4 separate regions of the Mus musculus genome follow, and all the other regions are linked to region 1. A link is a loop called in an ENCODE intact Hi-C map of the cell type or tissue named here. Cell type or tissue: heart. All regions are shown on one strand.

Region 1 (5,000 bases):
ACACTTTCCCTCTGGTCAGTGCAACTACAGCCAGCCTCCATCTCTTAGCACAGGATGAAGTGGGGAGGACTTTGGTGGCCTGAAGCCCTGGTCTTGCATTACAATCACCTGGAGAGTATTAGAACAGGTCCCCGCCAGCCAAAAGTCTAATCGAATTAGTGTGGGATGAGGAGGGTCCCAGTTTCAGCTTTGTTTAACAAACCCCACAAGTGGTTCTTCTGTGCAGCCAGTCCTAGCAATCACCAGTGACGAGAAGACTGCAGCTACATGAAGTCCTTGTTATTCCAGGATAAGTGGTGCTAGAAACGGGCTTCATTGTATAACAGAGCTAGAGAAAAGGGAAAGTCTTCATTTGCTTTAACCTGGGGAATGAACATGTTGGAAATATTTTAATTTCTATTTTAAAATGTGTAAATAATTGGAACTATGCAGCAATTCTTAAAATGATCAACAATAACAAAAAAAATGACTCAAACGTTGCAGGATAATGTAATTTTCCAGACCAAGTGCATGAGAATACAATGTTGGCTTTTGCAGCACAGTCATAGGCAAGGTTCTGTTTGTTTAAAATTCAAGAGCTTCCTCAATTATCCCAAGGACCTCTTCTGATCCTATGAGAGTTGAGTTGTTCTCTTTGAAACCTTGATCCTGTCATTACCCAGGTCAGTTTGCCAGTTGTAACTGGCCTATCTCTGCCAAATCCCCATTTAGTATGGCTTCTGTGTGACATTAGAGATGATCTCCACTATCACTTCCATTGACTTCGTGAAATCTTGAATTGTTTTTTAAGACTTGCAATTTCACCCCGAGATTCACTTGCATTGTGCTGTAATACTATAGCAATGAATGAGAGGCTAAAAAGGATCATAGCAGAATGGATGTGGGTAAAGAACGGGGGCAAGTATGAAGAAGGGATGATTTGAGATTCAAAATGGTGAACATTTTATGCTATGATGATTTTGACTGTCTACCCAACATTATTCATAGAGTCCTTTTCCTCCATTTGGGGTTGATCTCTAAAACAAAAGGATGGGACTAGGTGTTAAATAGTTAAAGAACAACTCAAAATAACTTAAGTGAAGGCCTTGGGTCCAGTTGTTAGCACAGAAGACACAAGGATAAGGGAAGAAAATGGCAAAAGTCCATTACAGCAAAAGGCTCAGAGTTCTTTCCCACTGCCATTATGTCCTGTCACATGCACTGTGGTGGCCACACAGAAATCTATTCACTTAGTACTGAATGTTCATGAGGATAACTGCCTTGGAGCATAGGATGAGTGTCACCAGGTTACTCCAACATGGCATCTGCTCTCAAGAGCTCCTGCCTTGTATAGAGAGAAACCCCTAAAGAGAGATGTCTCAAAATGCATGTAGATTCTGAGAATGTCTTCCATGCCCATTGGTGTCACTGAGTCCAGGTCACTAGTGACTCTTAGACCAGAGGCAAAGATGTCGCACAGATGATCCATTCAAAAACTGGACCTGGTATCTGAACAGAGAAGTCCCCAAACACACACACACACACACACACACACACATACACACACACAAGTTAAGAAACATCTCAAAAATGTTCATCCTTCCTAGCAAATAGGAAAATGCAAATAAAGACAACTTAGAGATTTCATCTTACCCCACTCCACTCAGAATGACAAAGCCGAACAACATAACTAACAAAAAATTCTGGAAGAGGTATGGAGAAATACTCTTTGGGTCTCTGAGATGGTATCCTTCCTGTGGAACTCTTCTAAAGATTAAACCCATCTCATTTTCTCCTGCTAACAACTTCCCATAGTTTCACATCACACATAGAAAGCAATCGGAACTCTCCATGGCTCACCAAGCTCTCCACAAGCAGAAACAACTTGCCTTCTCTTCCCTTATCACTTTCCTCCCTTCCAGCCACCCCACCTATGCTGAACTTCTGTTTGCAGTTCCTCAGCCTCAAATGTCCTTCCTCAGATTTTTGCAAGGCTGACTCTTCATTATCAGGTTCCAGCTCACAAGTCAATTTCTCAGAGGGCTTCTCTTGACTACTCATTGTATAGTAGAGCCCCTCTGGCCCCAATATTTTGGCATGTCACCCTGCTTTTTATACCATCTAGACTGCATGGAACTGTTTTAAATGATAAGTGGACACGGGACAATGGTTTTCACATCTGCTTTCTTGTTTGTTGTCTCTGCGTTTGAATGGAAGCTCTAAGACAGACCTTTTTATCATGCTTTTTGTTTTCTTTTTCTTTGTCATTTCTCTAGTGCTTTAGTCAACATCCACAGAGTGAATGAATGTGGAGGTGGTAAGTAGTTCATTTGGGTAAGAAAGAGTGGTTTAGGATGTACAGAGTGGGTGGCCAGGGATGAGCTTGAAAGATTGCCTAAGGTAAAAACATGAAAGGCCTTGAAGGTCAGTCAGAACAGGAAATCTAGGTTGGCTTCGCATCGCAGTCCTTTGGGAGCCATGGAAGATTGTTAAACTTCAGAAGACTTATTATCAGCTGACCTGAGGTAAGGTTCAAGTACAACCACGTTCTGGATGGATTGGTAGATGAAGTGAACGGAGAGTCTGGTTTTGAAAGCTAATCAACCACAGATTGCCCTGCGTTTGCCCAGGGTATCTTCCAGGTGTTTCCCTCAGGCTCTGCACCACCCAGCTTCCAGCTCTTCCGGGGCAACGGAAAAGCCCTAACTGCCTTTCCCGGATACCGGCCGCTGGGTGGCGCTGTGGCTCCTCCTACCCGGGCGGGAGGCGCCAGGGAGGCGGAGGCGCAGCCGCTGAACAAGGCCCAGGCGCGGGGGTCCGTTGCCGTCCGCCCTGCCGGCCTTCCCTCCTTGGCCTCTTTCTCCTTCCTGCTTTCCTCGCGTCTGGGCCATTTCCCGCCTTCATCCGCACCCAGGCCCTCAGTTGCCTGCTCCCCTCCGCCTCTGGCGGCCTTGGCTTCCCCACTACCCTGTCAAGCCAAACGCAGGCTGAGGCTGGGGCATGGGCGGGGCGCGGGAGGCTGGGCTGGAGAGCCGGCCTCTGAAGGCCGGGGCCTCCCGGAACCCTGCCATGAAATGCAGCTCAGCGCTCCAGAGTCTCAGCCACAGCTTGGGAGCCGGCCGCCCCGTCTAGCCAGGCTGGAATGAAAAGATGTACAGGGTTGCATGGGCAGCCTTTTGGTGCAGAAGGAAGAAAGCCATTAAGGGGCCAATTCACTGTTTGTGCTAATGGCCTGTCCTTCCCCCTGGCGATTAGAGCAAGAAGCCAGCCAGTTATCATCTGGGACTCCTTTGGTGCCTTCCTCTCCTCCACCACAAAGACCCAGATGGTGTCTGGGTGTCTGTCCCTGTCTCAGTTTCTCTCTATCTCTCTCTTTTCCTCTTCCCCTTCTCTGTTCCTCCCTTTCCCTCCTCCTCTTCCCTCTCGCTCTCCATTTACCCTGCCTCCTTCCTCTCATCCTCTCTCCCTCCCTCCTCTCTCCTACCGATCCATCATCATGCCTGCTATTTTGTCCCCAGATTTTCATTCTTCCCACACCTGCCTCCAGCCTCCTGCCCTTGCAGAAGAGACTCCCTGGCATGGGGCCAGGTGCCTTCTCATGCTTTGGTCTGACTTCCTGCTCCTGTAATGGTTCGCAATGGTTGGAGAAAGCAAAAGCTTTATATTCAAAGCCCTCCACACTTAGACCACACCATTTTGGCCGGTTGGCTTCAACTCTTATACTAAGAGGCTTCCTTTGGTGGGCTGCCATGACTAGGTCTAGACCAGTGGGAGACTCAGAGGGACTCTGAAGGGTTCCCGAGGCATCTGTCTGAGCAGTCTTCACTCAGGAGTACATTGTGACAGGACTGGAGACCGTATGCACAGCGCATGTGCCTGCCTTCCCAGAGACCCAGAGTCCATCTGTGTCCTCTGTGCCGCCCTTTTCTTGTCCCCCAGTTTCTGAAGTGCTCCACTCTGTCACCTTTACCCTCCAGTATCTTCCCCTTCTGACCTTCCCACTGCTTACTGGAGGTTGATTCTCAGCAAACATACATTGATCGTATCACAAAGTGCCTGGTGACATGCATGATCAAGTTTTTCCCACAATGCTGAGCCCCACTTTCAGCAAGCACCTTTTCTGGTTTTGTTATTCTTATGGAGCCTAATAGTTACAGGTTCTAAGACAACAGATAGTTCTTCATGAGGAAGATATATTCTCTCTCTCTCTCTCCCTCTCTCTCTCCCTCCCCCCTCTTCTCTCTCTCTCTCTCTCTCTCTCTCTCTCTCTCTCTCTCTCTCTCTCTCTCTCTGACTCTGTGTTTATTTAGCCTTGTTGAACTCACCACATAAACCTGTAAATTCATATGAAAAACCATAAATGTAGAGCCCTTGAGATAGCTCAGAAGCTAAAGGCACTTGCCACCAATCCTGGAGACCAGAGTTTGGTCAGGACCCACATAATTGAAGGTAAAACCTTCCACACACTCATTGTAGAATGTTTATGTTCATACAAGCACACACACACAAGTAAATAAATATAATAAAAATTTTAAAATTGAAGATGAACCTCAAAAATGACAAAGGGAGATTGCTGGCAAAGAAACACTTCTGGTAAATTTCAATATGCCCAAGCCCTTGAACTTTAGAGATCAGTGCCCGTGGTCAGATAGAGCCATTGATGATCAGTGCCCAGGGTCAGATAGAGCCATAGATGTGGCCTGGTGGATACAAAAGCTTAGAATCAAAGCTAGAGCTCTGAGAAAGATAATAATGGCAGAAGAAGAGAGCTTATCTTCCCTGGTTCCATTTCTGGGTAGCTTTCCCTGGGAAATGACATCTTCTTGTCTGTAAACAAGCCCCACTGCTAAGAATATCCTATTTGTAATGTTCCTGTGCATACAGTGTCCTGCTGATCCTCACAATAACCCTATGCAGGAGAGATTACTAGTTGGCCTTTACAGGTGAGAAAACTGAGACTGACAGACACCAAAAGATCCACCCACTCCAAACAAACAAGCCAACAAACCAGAGTCAGAACC
Region 2 (5,000 bases), 630 kb after region 1:
CCAGAACAAAAAGAAGAAAAAAAAAAAACAAAAAAAAAAACAAAAACAAACAAAAACCTCTTTCTTCTAGACTTTTCCTGTGGCAGAAAAAAAAAAAAAAAGGTTAAGGGGGTTCTCTTCTCAGTCCATCCTCAGTGCCCGTGAAGTAGGACTTACTAGGCAAAAATGAGTATGAGGTAAAACACACATGTTAAGTTCTGAGTTCTTCAATAACTACCCTAATAATCTTAAGCAAATTCTGTGACTTCCCCGCACCTCAGTTCCCTCCTGTGCAAAATACAGATAGATACCAAGACCCATCTCACGGGGTTGCTATGAAGAATCAGCACAAATACTTGTAAAACATTTAATATAAAACAAAATGAATTAATTAATTCATATGCATCTGGGATCGTTGTCCCTTTCTCATCCCCTGAAAATTCCCACATTTTCACCCCAGACTAGGTTAGAAGGAAAATTGCAGAGCCAAGACAGCCTTGAGGTACAAAGGCAGACTTTCTACTGCAGCCTGTGAGGTTCAAGATAGCGAGGCCGAGAGCAGGTGGAGCATTGGTTGCCCCCCTTCCTCCTGTGTACACAAGAGACTATGAATGTATGTCTTGGGCATTTTTCATTACATTTATTAAGTACAGGGATGTCCTTGTGCCATAGAGCACATGTGGAGGTCAGAAGACAACTCGTGTGAGTTCTTTCTACCATGTGGGTTCCAGGAATGTAACTCAAGCTTACAGAGCAAGTGCATTTATCTGCTGAGCCATCTCACCTATCCTGCCTTAGGTACTTTTAAAGAGGCCCATGCCAGGGAAGAAAGTGTTGGTATTGGAAAAGAAAAAAAAAAGTAAAGAGCAACATTCTCCCACCCACTCCTGGTGTGGAATACAAGAATGATGTGGTATGAGAATAAAGACCTTTGAAAGTACAAAGAAAGTGGACAGAGGAAAAGTGCTGGGCTCATATCCTGGGGAATTAAAAAAAAAAGAACAAACTGGATGCCTCCTCTGGCTGGCCTGCAAGTTCTCTCAGTCCTTGAAGACTATTATAAGGACCCAGATGTAGCTGTCTCTTGTGAGACTATGTCGGGGCCTAGCAAACACAGAAGTGGATGCTCACAGTCAGCTAATGGATGGATCACAGGGCTCCCAATGGAGGAGCTAGAGAAAGTAGCCAAGGAGCTAAAGGGATCTGCAACCCTATAGGTGGAACAACATTATGAACTAACCAGTACCCTGGAGCTCTTGACTCTAGCTGCATATGTATCAAAAGATGGCCTAGTCGGCCATCACTGGAAAGAGAGGCCCATTGGACTTGCAAACTTTATATGCCCCAGTACAGGGGAACGCCAGGGCCAAAAAGGGGGAGTGGGTGGGAGAGGAGTGGGGGTGGGTGGGTATGGGGGACTTTTGGTATAGCATTGGAAGTGTAAATGAAGAAAATACCTAATAAAAAATGGAAAAAAAAGAAAAAAAGAAAATCTCTCCATCGGAAAGGAAACACAAGCTCTATGTAAAAAGTTGAGTCTCTCATAACAGTTAATCCATGAAAATAGTAGTCACTCGGCCCTTATATCATGGCATTCTGGCTCAGAGACACAAGGGTGTCAGAGGATAAGGGACCAGACTGAAGCCAGGGCAGGCCTAGACATGAGGTCTCTCCCCCAACTTCCATCAACTTCCATTAATTAGTGTTAGGCCTTATGGGCAGCAGGAGAGTCCCAACTCTCATTCTGATTTTAAAACTCCACACTTCACCATGACTCTACTTTCTCATCTGGCTCTAGCTTTTTCTCTATTTCTCAGGTGAGCTTTTGGGAAAGCTTAGTTATTGATCTTATCCTCTGGTAAAAGAACATAAACATAAACAAACAAACAAAGCGATGCATAAACTTTAGCCCTTCATCTCCAGTCTCTGTAAGTGTTCTTCTAAGCTCAGCACATCTTTCCCCAGCCTCCAGCTTACGCCTTCCAAGGCAACTGGACTTGTAAGCCATCTGGAGCAATCACTGTCTTTCCTGCTTAACACTTGAGAATTCTCCACCATAGCTTGGTCAATTTTGGTCTCTTTCACCTACCCCATGAGGCCCTTTACAGTCTGGCTCCTACACATCTGTCTGGCTTTACTTTTGGTCATTCCTACATTTCAGTCATGCTAATTATTTACTTACTAAAAGGACTGTTAGCAGCTAGAGTTTCATACCTCTATTTGCATATTCCATGTTTCCTTTGCAGAATGCTCTTTCCACATTGACTAGCTGGCACATCTGACCTACCTTGCAAGTTGCAGCTGAAAGGTAATGTGTTTGGGGATGGAATTCTTGCGTCTCTCATCTTTTCTGGGCTTCTCCCTTCTAGTCATCTTACTGGCGCCACATACTTATTCCCTGGCCAGTCCCTACCATGTCTCGTCATGTTTATTCTCATCCCTTCTCCAGGTTTTCTTTAATTGGACTTTATTCTATGCCAGGCATTCTGCCAATGTTGAATCGTCATGCCTACTCTGTGAATGTGGTGCCATGATTACCCCCATTTTGCAGCTAAGAAAACCAAGGCTTGAAGATCTATGTTAGCTGGTTAACTTCAACCAGAACACAAGGCTAATAAGTGCTGTGGTGTAGAACCTAAGGCTCAGCCATGGTGATGAAATGCACCATCTTTACTCATGTGAGGACACATCAACTCTCAGAGGGGTTTGCTGAAGTTAAGAAGTAGAAGTCAAATCTCTTTAGGGCCATTTATCTTATTGTCCTAGAGGCTGTAGATAATTACTTTGGAATCGCCACAATGGGCAGGGTCTTCCATCTGAACTTGAGAGAGCAGTGGAACAGGAAAGAAATTGGAACCTTTCTAAAGAAGAAAAAAAATAACTTCAGATATTGATGCTACTATCTAAGTTAGGAGTTTGCACAAAATCAGTGAGCTCTTAGGATAAGGAGGTTAAAAAAACAACCAACAAGAAAGAGACAAGCAGAAAACAAAAACAAACAAATAACAGTTCTGGGCAGGACTGACTGGTGCTGGGTGAAGGGTTGGCTTAGGGGCGGGGCAATGGGTGGAGGTTCAGAAGTTCAGGCTCCAACTGCCATCTGGTGGTCAGCCATAGGAGAAGCAAATGAGTGAGTCCAAGGTTACATGCTTAAGACACAAGGCAAGTAAAACAGGCTGGGGCTCACACGATATTTATTCTTTCGCTTATGCCTGCATCCACCTGTCCATTTATTTCATTTCTTCATGCAACAGACTTGCTTTACAATAGACACAGTCTGAAAAACTAAGACTACAGCAGAGAGCCAAACTAAGAAAAAAAGCCTCTTCTCACTGAGCACACAGCGTGCAGGTTGGGAGACAGACAAGAACAAGTGAGCAGAGATTGGTGGTATTCGATAATAAAGTGTGTGTTGAGAAATAGGTAACGTATATATTAGATGATGCTGTGTTCGTTTGTGAATGCTAGAAAGAAAGAAAAACAAGAAAGTGAGAGGCAAAATAATCCTCTCTGTTTTAAATAAAGCTGTGTTTGAAGTAAAAGAAACAAAAACACAAACAAGACTAGTGGGAGGTAAAGGAGGCAGCCATGATGACGCCTGCAGGAAGCTGGTTCTGGGCAAGAAAACAGCCTAGGAAAGATGGGGAGGGAGGGGAAGTACAGCGTGACTGAAGAGCAATTGGGAAGCCCCTGTGACTGGAGCAGAGTGAACACAATGAAAGCAAAGCAACGGGCTAGGAAAGGACCCCCAGTGAAGTAGGCAGAGGCAAGATCATGTGGGATTCTGGAGGCCCATTCCACATACTGAATGAATGAGGCAGGAAGCTCTGAAGGGTAGTTCACTCAGCATCTAGCAATGAACACAGGGCACTCTGTCTCAGGAGACTATGTTCTTTAGTACTGGTAGGAATTACATACGCAGGTAAAATACAGAAGAGAATGCAGAATTAGACCACAAATTTGTCTAATTGATTTTTGTCTTCTACAAAAAAAAAAAAAAAAAAATTCGATGAAGGATAGTCTCCCTCCTCTCCTCCCTCCCCAAAAAAGCCAAAACAAAAATCAAGAGCAGTTGCTTCTCTTTTTGAGGACCCAAGTTTGGTTCCCAACAGCGACACAAGGTGACTCATAAGGACCTGTAAACCTAGCTCCGCACATCAATAGCACCATCTTCGGACCTTTAAAAATACCCGGCCGGACACATGTGGCACACACACACACTGAAATACTCATACACACACACATTGCACATGTATAAAAATGAATGAATACATTTTAATACAAATTTACAGGAAAAAGTTTTGAGACCTAGGGCAAGGCTTTAGGGGACATCAAAATCACAATCCATAAAAGAAAAACTTGCTATCAGAATTCGTCAAAATTTTAAAAAAGGTTTTTTTTGGACAAAGTGGCTCATACCCCTGGTCCCAACACTCAGGGGACTGAGACAAATAGATCTCTGAGTTTGAGGACAACCTGGCCCACAGAGCAATTTCTAGGCCTGCCAGAGCTACATAGTCAGATCTTGTCTCAAAAAAAAAATAAATAAATAAACACACTTTTTTGTTCAAGTAAAGACATGTTTTGTTTAAACAAAACCATGCAGAAGCATGGCACCTTTATTCCTTCTTTAAAGGTTTATTTATTCATATATTTTATGCATATGAGTGTTCTGTCTTCAGACAAATCAGAAGAAAGCAGATCCCATTACAGATGATTGTGGGCCATCATGTGGTTGCTGGGAATTGAGCCCAAGACCTCTGGAAGAGCAGTCAGTGCTCTTAACCTCTGAGCCATCTCTCCAGCCCCCAGCAGCTTTGTTCTTAATACCTTAAATCTGGAAACAACCAATATGTCTTTCATTAGGTCACTGGGTCAATAAACTAAGGTATATCCACCACTGAATGGTACCCAGCAATAAAAAGGAAACAAGCTATTGGTGCATTTAACAATTTGGATAAATCCCAAAGCACTGTGCTGATGGGGCAAAAGCCAGTTGCAAAGGGTCACATACTACGTAA
Region 3 (5,000 bases), 120 kb after region 1:
CGCCCCTTGAGGCATGGGGCGGGGTAGGTGAGGACCTCCTCCCTCATTCCCTCTCTGGCCGCGCCGCCCCTCTCGCCCGCCCCTCCTCCTCCCTTTCCCACCCCTCGGAGTGGAGCTGCACATGCGGCTGCTCCCTGTTCTGTCCCGCCCAGCCACCGTCGCTCAGGAACGGGTCCCTGCAGCCCCCAGCCGATGGCAGGACAGTAGTCGCCTGTCAGGGGTCGTGAAGGACTGAGGCAGAGGCAGAGGCTCCCGGGCCTCAGATAGTGGTTGTCTCTGGAGGCCATGGGCTACCCAGAGGTAGAGCGCAGGGAACCCCTGCCTGCGGCAGCGCCAAGGGAGCGGGGCAGCCAGGGCTGCGGCTGTCGCGGGGCCCCTGCTCGGGCGGGCGAAGGGAACAGCTGCCGGCTCTTCCTGGGTTTCTTTGGCCTCTCGCTGGCCCTCCACCTGCTGACGCTGTGCTGCTACCTAGAGTTGCGGTCCGAATTGCGGCGGGAACGGGGAACCGAGTCCCGCCTCGGTGGCCCGGGTGCTCCTGGCACCTCTGGCACCCTAAGCAGCCCTGGGAGCCTCGACCCGGTGGGTCCCATCACCCGCCACCTGGGGCAGCCGTCCTTTCAACAGCAGCCTTTGGAACCGGGAGAAGATCCACTCCCCCCTGACTCCCAGGACCGGCACCAGGTGAGTCACCTAGGAGGGGCGGCGGCCTTGGAGGCCCCCTCCCCTGCTCGGTTGGGCGGGGGCCTGGGCCTCAGGGCTCAGGGGACTCTGCCACTCAGAGCCAAGTTCCAGGGCAGGAGCTGGGAGTGGGCCGGAGTGCTGGGGAGAGGTTGTCCAGGTCAGGTTGTTCTCGGTTCCTGCCTTGGCTCATCCAGACCCTCTCCGGTCCCGTGGAGTTGGAAAGCCCAGCCTGCACGCGCCGCCCCCGGGGAGGTGTGGGCTGCTTAGCGAAAAGTTGGCCTGCCTTGCACCCATCCGGGCGCGGAGGTGCCTGCGCCGCCCCCGTGGCCGTCTAACGGCGAGCAGCTTGGCCCCTCGTGCCCCCTGGTGAGTTTCTCTGCCCGTGGTGCTTGTTTCTTCGTGTCCCGAGCTGATGCCAGCACTAGCAGGCTCCTCTTTGGAGTTGGAGCTGTAAACAGCTGTACTAACTGTTCCACGCCCGTTGAAACAACTTTTAACCATACTTTCAGCGCTGGATTCTTGTGCGCTGACCAGGACCTGAGCTTTTTTCACACTTACCTGCAACTTGAGACGGATTCTCTTCTGCGTTCTAGTTAGGATCAGCGCCCCTGAGGAATTCTGGTAGAAATATGCCGTCTTGCTAGACAACTTCTGAACAGCAATTTAAAAAATCTATGGAAATAAAACTCACCCTTTGCATGCCGGTTCTGACACTCTTGTAGATGGAGTTGGGTGCAGTGGGTGTGAAGAGTTTTCATTATTGCTGCCTTTGGAACAGGAAGTTGGATTTTTGTTTTGTTTTGATAATCTTTAGAGGGTTTGTATCTCTTTTAGCAAACCATTATCGTAGTTGTTTTTCTTACTCGTTATTCCAGCAAATTTAGTGTACTTGATATTAAGTCTTCCTGTGGTTTCCATAGCTGTCTCACACTTGAATCTTAGGCAGAACATCCAAGAATCTTTTTGAGGTGGTTAAAGATTAATGGTGAATTTGTAACTTCTGGAGAAAACGACACTTTGTGTAAGTAAGCTACTTGAGGTGAGACATGGAAGCCTTCTGTACTTGGTGCTATACCCATAGTTATTGTCACAACTCTTTAAACATTATTTGTGTTGCTTTGACTTTCCAAGTTGTACACTTTAGAGGTGTCACATTCATAATAATACTCTAGTGTCAGAACACACACTTTCTCTTCTTTTCCTTTCTCTCTCTGTGTCTCTCTTCCTTCCTTTCTTTCTTAACAATGTGCTTTGTAAAATTGCTTCAGACCTAAAATGTCTTTCAAAGACACTCAAATTTATATAACTGCGTATCAAAGAAGAGAATCAGTAGACGGGCTTCTCATACTTGAAATTTTAAACACCGGGGCTAAATGACAATGAATTAGGACTCTGGGTCTTTTATTTACTACCCCCCTCCAGGATCCTAGTAGAGGTACTTAGCAGCTGCACCTTGATATTCTCTCTCTCTCTCTCTCTCTCTCTCTCTCTCTCTCTCTGTATGTACACACACACACACACACACACACACACACACACACTCACTCAAAAGAAATCAGGAAATTACTCAAATGGTGGTCAAGGATTTTTGGCAATCAGGATGGACAGAGCGCTGGTTAGAGATTGTGGGACAGCAGTATACTAGAGCTTCTGTGATGGCATGGGACTCTCACAGCTTTGCAATGGCCTTTAGTTGCTTACATCAGATGTAGCAAAAATACTTATGTGTTTCAGCACAGCTTCTTATCTGCTATCCTTTAGTCTATTTTAGTCTATGGGGCAGTCAAAGCAATGATACCAGTTCTTTACATTCATTAGCATTAATTGGAATTTATGTTTTCCAGATTTGTAAGGTACCTCCTGAATCTATTTTATTGATTCCTTTGGAGAACATACAGGCCTCAAGGGAGAAGTAAGTGGCCCAAGATATCCTAGCTTGAGTCAAAACTAGGATGAAGGTGCTCTGCCATCCTCCAGTTTAGTACACAGTCCTCCATAATATAGTGTCTACTGAGAAACTTTGTTTTTGAGGGGGGCGATGAAGGGACAACAGGTTGAAACTCCATAGTAGGCTTTTTACAAAATGAGAGGCTCAGATCTGTGTCACTTTGTTCTGCTCTAACTAATTTTGACCAGACTAAGTTTAATCACATATTCCTTATTCATCTTGAATTTCACTTTCAGGAGAATTTTAGCCCACTGAAGACATTTTATCCCAGATTCAACTAATTTGTTTTGGTGATATTAGCCTTAGCATATACACAAACAAACAAACAAATATATAAATGAATGAGTAAATAAATAAAGGAAAAGTTGATTGGCTAATTGATTTACATTGCTGTGCTATATCTTGGGTAACATTTCTAGTGCCCTGCTGCACCCTCTGCTGGTTTTTCGGTGACATTTAATCGTAGGTAGTATCTGCTGACAGTCAAAATTCTAAGTTGTGCTGACAGATTCTGATTCATAAATAAGGAAGTGAATAACCTTGTGGGACTTGGCCATGTAGGTCTTATTTTATATTTTAGTTTTTCAACATAAGCAGATGTTGTTACAGCAAACCTTGTATGCAGAGGACTAGAAACAAAGCCAGCATCTTCCAGTGGGTACTATACTTGGGTTTCCTACCAACATATTTAGAAAGAGTAAAGGGAAACTGATGCAACTAAACTGTGGTGAGCCCAACAATCAGTGGCTTTTCATTATGAGTGGTCAGACATGTATTTAGGCAAGGAAAAAGGTATTCATACTTATGAGATGGTTGGACTGTGGGCTCTTAATCATGACTCAAGGAAAGACTCCAGAAGTCATTGAAGGTTTGTCTGTACCATACTGGAATTAAACAAACAAACAAACAAACAAACAAACAAAGCAGGATATGGAAAGAATTCAGGACACAAAGTAGGAATATAAGCAATTCTCTGCAAGGGAGATTTTGGAAAGGTAGGGACATGGTTTCATAAAAACTGAGAGGTTGACATTAGCGTTTCTGGAATCAGGGGCTGTCTCCCTCAGCTGAAGGAGTAGCTGCATATGGATACTTAGTGAAGATAAGTTTGATGGCTAGAGATGCACCAGTAGTGTCTGATTTTGACAACAAATAATTCAAAACATTGAAAATCACTGGATAACACTGTAGAGAAGAAGGTCTGGTCATGATTATGTCTCTCAAATGTCAAAAACATGGCGGAAAAATCTCAGCAACGTGTCAACAACAAAACAAACCTTTTTTTTCCATGAAGAAGATCAGATGTGATTTTTTCCCTACAATCAGAAAGAAAATTCTGATGACTGTTACTAAAAAAAAAAAAAAAATCTTATAGCCAATTGATAAGTCTCCAGAAACCCAATTGAATTGATCAAAAGTGGGGATTTTCTAGTTGTCATTTTTCCAATCTGGAGAACTAGAGAGAAGTGGGGGAGGGAGGGGGGGAGGATCAAAGATCAGAGTCTTCCAAATCAGGAGAGAGATGAGTAACATTGTTGGTATAATTTAATAATCTAAGCTCAATAAATAAAAATTTCTCTGTGGCAGATACAGTGTTAAGTATCAGATGCTGGAGAGATGGCTCAGAGGTTAAGATCACTGGTTGCTCTTCCAGAGGACCTGGGTTCAATTCCCAGCACCCACATGGCAGCTCAGAACTTCCTACAACTCCAGTTCCAGGGGATCTAACAACATCACACAGACAAGTATTAGATGTCTTTTAATGTTGGTAAAAGTTCTGTTGAGAGAGATAGAGGTGGTATCTCATCAACTAAACTACAAGCAGATCAATAGGAATTTATTCAGGACTGTTTGAGATATTTGAGATATTTTCTTAATTATTTGAGGTGATATCATAGAAGACAGCTTTAATGATCAACATAAATCTTTGGGTATAACTAGCTCTGTTATTAGAATACCAAGTTTTGATACTCCTAATAACTAAGAATCATTCTGGGTGATTCATGGCGAACATAAGCGATCCCACAAATTGTGTATATGGAATCTAGATAAAAATAGGCTTTCATGAGTTTAAATGCAGACTTTACAGTGTCTTATTTAAGTCTTCTGAAGAATGGCTATCATAATATCACTCTCATTTTTATTCCCACTAATTTTACTCCTGGAAGTCGCCAACCATATTCTCTTTGGGAATTATTCTGTCGTTGTTACTGAGGTTCATCTTAATAATCTCCTTTCTTTACCTTAAAGCTCCTCAGAAATCTACTTTCTTCATGATTCCCAACATATCACTAGTTATAGCTAGGTAGAAATATAGTTGTTGAATTAAATTATTTTGGGACTTAGGTAACGTTTATATAAAACAAAGCCA
Region 4 (5,000 bases), 540 kb after region 1:
AGATATAGATTTGGCTTACTCTGATTTCCAGCATAGAGTACCACATGACATTTGCATGGAAATAGTTTGTGGGAGGAATGTTGGGGACTGGACAAAATGACAACCCTATTATAATGTCTTTCCATGTACTTTGAGACTCCTTGCCTAGTGGTGTAGAAATAGCCCCTTCTAGTCGAGTGGTTAGAAATGTATGAATCACTCAAGCTGTGTCTAACAAAACCAGACACCAAGACCACCCTGTCCCTAAGCCAAATGTGTCTCACACTAGACCCTTAAATAACCATGCTGCTCGTTTAAATGCCATTCCATCCCTTTGCCTTTTTCTCCTAGCGCCCAGTGGGGCATGCAACAGGTATAGCTGCAGATCCAATCCTACCTAATTAGAGTTGACAGGAGGAAGACGGCCTGAACTCATGCTACTTGTTACATTTTTCTCCTGCTCCCCTCCTCTATCTTGAGGTTTTCTTAAACTTAATTTCCCCAGGTCTAAGAATTCAGCAGCAGGATTCAGATTCTTTCACTTGTAATTCAAACAGGCTCAGCAGTGTTACCATGGCCACAAGAGATAAAAGTTTTTTTTTAAACCCAATCATTCCACAAATATTAATTGAACAATTTCTGTGTACAAAGAGATACATTGCTAAGTGGTCCCTGTTCTCATAGAGTTTATTTCCTAGAGTCAAAGAGACACACTTAAAGAAACAAGATCTTTATAAATGACAGTGGCTCTTGTGAAATCAGTAAGAAGAGAACAAAGAGCTAGAAAAGCAAGTGCCATTGTTTTAAGGACATACAATGACACACATAGCCTCTCTTTCCTCTCTGTGGGTGCTCAATGGGGCTTGCCTTGAGCCAATATTGGCCAGAGGCCAACTTCCCTGCTGGGATCTAGACCCTCTGAAGAAGATGGTCGGTAGGGACAGGAATGGGAAGGAGGGGATACTCTCTCCCATCAACAGCCCCATGTTGTACTATGACTCCCTCCAGCTGTAAGGCCTGGAGAAGGAAATTCCTACAGGGCTGGCTGTGGAATCCAGGCTCTGGAGCCCTGGCTGCTGAAATGGGAAAGGGAAGTAGAAAAGAGCACAGCACTCTGACTGCCCCATCCTATTTTGCAGGTGCTGCTGATAAAACTGGAACTCGGGAAAATCAGGTTGGCTGGGGATTACTGTCTTCCTGGGGAGGAGGGATGGCCTCAGGCTTGGGGTCACCTTGAAGTCCTTTGCCTATGAGATTCCCAGAGGCTTTATTTGATGTCGTACTGGAGGGTCTGAGGTTTTCACGGGCAGCCGTTGCCGATACCTATGAATTGGAAAGGTTCGCCCTAAGGATGTGCTTTTAGCTAAAGGAACACAAGTCTTGCCTGGACCATTTTACTCATTTCGTGAGTGACAGAGGGTCATGGCAGCCAGATCCAATAGTCCATAGAAATAACCTGCCTGTCAGGCATATGTGTGTGTGTGTGTGTGTGTGTGTGTGTGTGTGTGTGTGTGTGTGTGTGCATGTGTATATATACCTAGGCCTCTGACTTCCAAGCCACCTCAGATGCCTGAAGCTGCCTAGAATCTGAAGCTGAGAGTTTGTGTGTCCATGAAAAGCAGCCAACTAGCTGTAGGCTGAGGCCAGCCTGGGCTTCCCCCTTAATGGCCTTATAGGTTCCTTCCTAGTCCTTGAGTTTTCCAATCTGTGTCTTTTGGCAGGTTCTACTGCCTAGCCTCCTTACCTTGCTCCTCCCAGCAACTAGCCTCACTACAGTTATTTGGTCACAATGATAAATCTACAGAGTTGCACAGGCCTTACGTTTTTGTAGGCAATTTTATATTCACTGCCTTATTAGATCTCACACTGTGAGAGTGACCAGCAGAGAGTCCTATAGTTCCCGCTTTACAGTTGGGGGAGGTAAAGCTCAGCAGCCTCCCACTTGGCTGAGGTCGGAGTGAAGACGTAGAGCTCTTACTATGTTTTAGGAGAAATAGAGCTAGGGATAGCTCAAGACAGAGGGAGGGGGCCAGAAATGGGCTACAAAGTCTAGAAGCCAGAGGTAAAAACACAGGACTGCATGACACGGCAAGCAGTCATTATAGTGACTCTCTTCTTCTCATCTTCTCAGCCAGCTGTGGTGCATCTGCAGGGCCAAGGGTCAGCAATTCAAGTCAAAAATGGTAAGAATCAAAGTAGAATGTCTCCCTCCTAGGAGTTTCTCCCTTCCCTCATTCCCAGCCTCCAAATAATCAGCCAGCCTAACTCCTCCCTAGTCCCTGAATATCCTTGGCATAGAAGGGCATTTCCTACTCCGTCGTGCCCTCTACTGGTTGTCCGAAGTAACTGCTTGCACCAAGACCAGATGCTACACCCAAATTGCGTTTAATTTTGCTTTTTGCAGTATAAGAGGGCAAACCCGGGGCCTCGTGAATGCTAACCAAACATACTACCTTTGAACTACATCCTCAGCCCCTAAATTACATTTTGAATCCACTAATGCGGGATCTGAAAAGGACTTGGGAAACCATCTACCTAGACTGCTTTGATGTTTATATCAGCCACCATGGAAATATGTGTAATTTGATAAGCACTTTCACAGTGGAAACTAAGGAAGTTAGAACTATATTAAATAAATTATCTTGTCTGATTGCTCTATACAGAAAATGGCTGGAGAGAGTGCTTCTCCCAGAGAGGGGACATGTTAGTGTCTAGGAAGTAAGAGACACTAATGTCTATCAAAAGCAAAAGCATGTTAACGGGGCTTAGAAATGCTGATTTTATGTTATACCCTCATTTATGAGATGGGGGGACAGAGTTCCAAAGAGACTAGAAATACCAAAGAAAACCATACTGTAGCCTTGTGTTTGCGTGGTGCTTTAGAATTCCCAAATGGTTTCTCTTTTTATTTAACCTTCACAACCACTCTATGAGGTAGGTGTTGCAATGCTCCTTTGTTTTGTTTTGTTTTGTTTTTTTTAACAGCAACAGAAACTAAAGCTCAGAGAACTTAATTTAAGTAGCCCAAGATTTTGTAGTGAAGTTAGGAGCTGAGATTCAAAACCATATCTTCCTAGCTCTCAGCGCTGTGCTATGCTGCTCCAGTGATGTGTGTGTACACTCCACTGAATGATTTGGTTCATTTTCTTCCCCCAAAGAGACATGAACATTCATTAAAGAACAGCGCTTTTAAATAATGTCCAGTCTCCAGGGTGCCCAAAGCCTAAAATGCATGAACCCCCAGGAGTCTTGGAAAGCAGCAAGCCAGCTAACATAGCAGCTACTTACAGAGCTTGGAGTGGAAGGGAGGGGCTGTGAGCAGACACTGTAAAGGAAGGTTACAAAACCTCTACTTGGGGACAGCTTCTAAGAGCACAGTCAGTCCTGAAGTGCCTGTGCTGAGTTCCTCTCACCATTGGGCTTAGCTACTCCCTTGACTGTCACTTGAATACCCAGCCTAATAGCCTCGCAAGTACAAGTCGGAGTAGAGGAAGAGGAAAACACTAGCAGCCCTGTGGGAGGCCAAGCACTGTAGGACCCAGGGTCTTAGGTGGGCGATCGTCACCATCCTTCCTGGAGGAATGTGGTCAGACAGAAAATAGATTTGTTTGGGTATCTAAGTGGTGGCCTTAGAGGTCATTCTATAGCAGAAGCTGTTCAAATTGCCCCCACTACCATAAAAGAGCAAGATAATTTCCAGTCCCTGCAGGCAAATTCCCAGTAGTAGTATCTGCTGACAGGCAGACAAGAGGAGCAAGGCCACAGTGAGAGGACACTAGGCAGAGCAGTCCACTGAAGTACTGGAGCCAGGACTTAGATGGCTTTCTTTTCTCCATGCATCAGAGAGGCAGACCTTCTGAGACTGACCAAGAATGGATGCTTACAACATAATGTTTTTGTGTGAAGAACAAATGGCTGAGAGAAAATGCCTCTGTGAACTTAGTTTGCCTCTTCTTATTGTAGGAAGGAGCAACTTTCTATCTGCAGGATGAGAGGAGAAATATACCTCCATCCTCTCATGCTTCTGTCCCCAGCGTCCCCAGCTGAATTAAGGATATAAAACAAAGGCTTTGCCAAGGCTGCCTCAACTCCTAGGCAATTCAGTCTCCTGAAACCTGGCAGGCTCTCCCCCAGCATTGTAAAGCTCACCCTCTCTGGGGCCTGGTTACCGGAGGTCACTATCCCCAGCTGCCATGGGGTCTGAGTGCCAGGGGAGCCTGATACTGAATTATCACCAACTAGTTCTCTAGACAGATGGATTGTTTGATTAAGTGGTTTCCTGGGGCCCTCGGAGGCTTCCCAGAAAGGAGTGGGTGTGGAGGAGCCATAAAGAAGAATCTATTAAGAAGAGACAAAAGCACAGGAACCTCTGAGACAAGAGAGGAATTCGGGTGATATTGCTAGCAAAGTGAAATTGAATACAAAGACTTAGCCTGCCACTCAGTGTCTGGACTTTGTCTGTGCAGTCACCATAACAACAAAGAAAATATGGTTCTGTGCCTACTCTCCTCTTTCACCATCGCCACCTCAGATTCCAACTAGAAGGTAAAGAGCTTTATTGATGGAACGGTCAAGAATGCAAGGACAAAGACTGATACGTAGGTCCATAGGTCCCCAGGCCAGCCTAGAAGCCACTTTACAAACAGTACACCTTTCCTGCTTCCAAATGTTCTTTTAAAATCTTGGCCCTTGAAACTTTTGTGGTCATTGGTATTAGATAGGGTTGATGGGGAGGGGGGTGGTTACTGTTGGTATTTATTTCTGTTGCCCGAATTATTTTGACATGTACTGAGTGACTGCCCTTCTCTCATACTGAGATCTTTCAGGTGGAGTGCTCAATGACTGGTCTCGCATCACTATGAACCCTAAGGTGTTTAAACTACATCCCCGCAGCGGGGAGCTGGAGGTACTGGTGGACGGCACCTACTTCATCTATAGTCAGGTAGAAGTGAGTACGGTCTTAGGCCTAACTCTTCTTATATCCAGGGTGCAGATATGGTGCAGGCCACCTAGGGGCACTG

What was found. Hi-C counts contacts between places; a loop is a spot of excess contacts. Peaks named below come from ENCODE experiments on the same cell type or tissue, not always from the same donor. Only the 100,000 strongest peaks of a DNase experiment are listed, where the experiment ranks them.
Region 2: it touches region 1 in a loop (11-fold over the local background); 10 of 42 quality-filtered maps call a loop at or near these places.
Region 3: it touches region 1 in a loop (11-fold over the local background); 14 of 42 quality-filtered maps call a loop at or near these places.
Region 4: it touches region 1 in a loop (12-fold over the local background); 10 of 42 quality-filtered maps call a loop at or near these places.

Annotation. Positions count from the first base shown.
Region 1 is chrX:99,850,632-99,855,631 of GRCm38, forward strand. No RefSeq gene overlaps it. Among named protein-coding and RNA genes, the nearest start is that of Tmem28, 33 kb to the left of the region's middle. In heart, a CTCF peak has its summit at 2,708 (motif pointing right); a DNase peak (open chromatin) is centred at 2,960; H3K4me3 peaks cover 679 bases; H3K27ac peaks cover 700 bases; H3K27me3 peaks cover 1,314 bases.
Region 2 is chrX:100,477,458-100,482,457 of GRCm38, forward strand. It overlaps a transcript of Awat2 not described here. Among named protein-coding and RNA genes, the nearest start is that of Igbp1, 14 kb to the right of the region's middle. In heart, a CTCF peak has its summit at 3,093 (motif pointing left); a DNase peak (open chromatin) is centred at 3,064.
Region 3 is chrX:99,975,496-99,980,495 of GRCm38, forward strand. Eda (ectodysplasin-A) reads left to right here and starts at 111. Exons shown (of 8, transcript NM_001177937.1): 1 at 111-681. The coding sequence starts at 286. In heart, a CTCF peak has its summit at 3,042 (motif pointing left); no DNase peak of the experiment used is centred here; H3K4me3 peaks cover 1,383 bases; H3K27ac peaks cover 383 bases.
Region 4 is chrX:100,390,223-100,395,222 of GRCm38, forward strand. Eda (ectodysplasin-A) reads left to right here. Exons shown (of 8, transcript NM_001177937.1): 5 at 1,119-1,153; 6 at 2,111-2,162; 7 at 4,797-4,921. Among named protein-coding and RNA genes, the nearest start is that of Mir676, 12 kb to the left of the region's middle. In heart, CTCF peaks have their summits at 2,310 (motif pointing left) and 4,991; no DNase peak of the experiment used is centred here.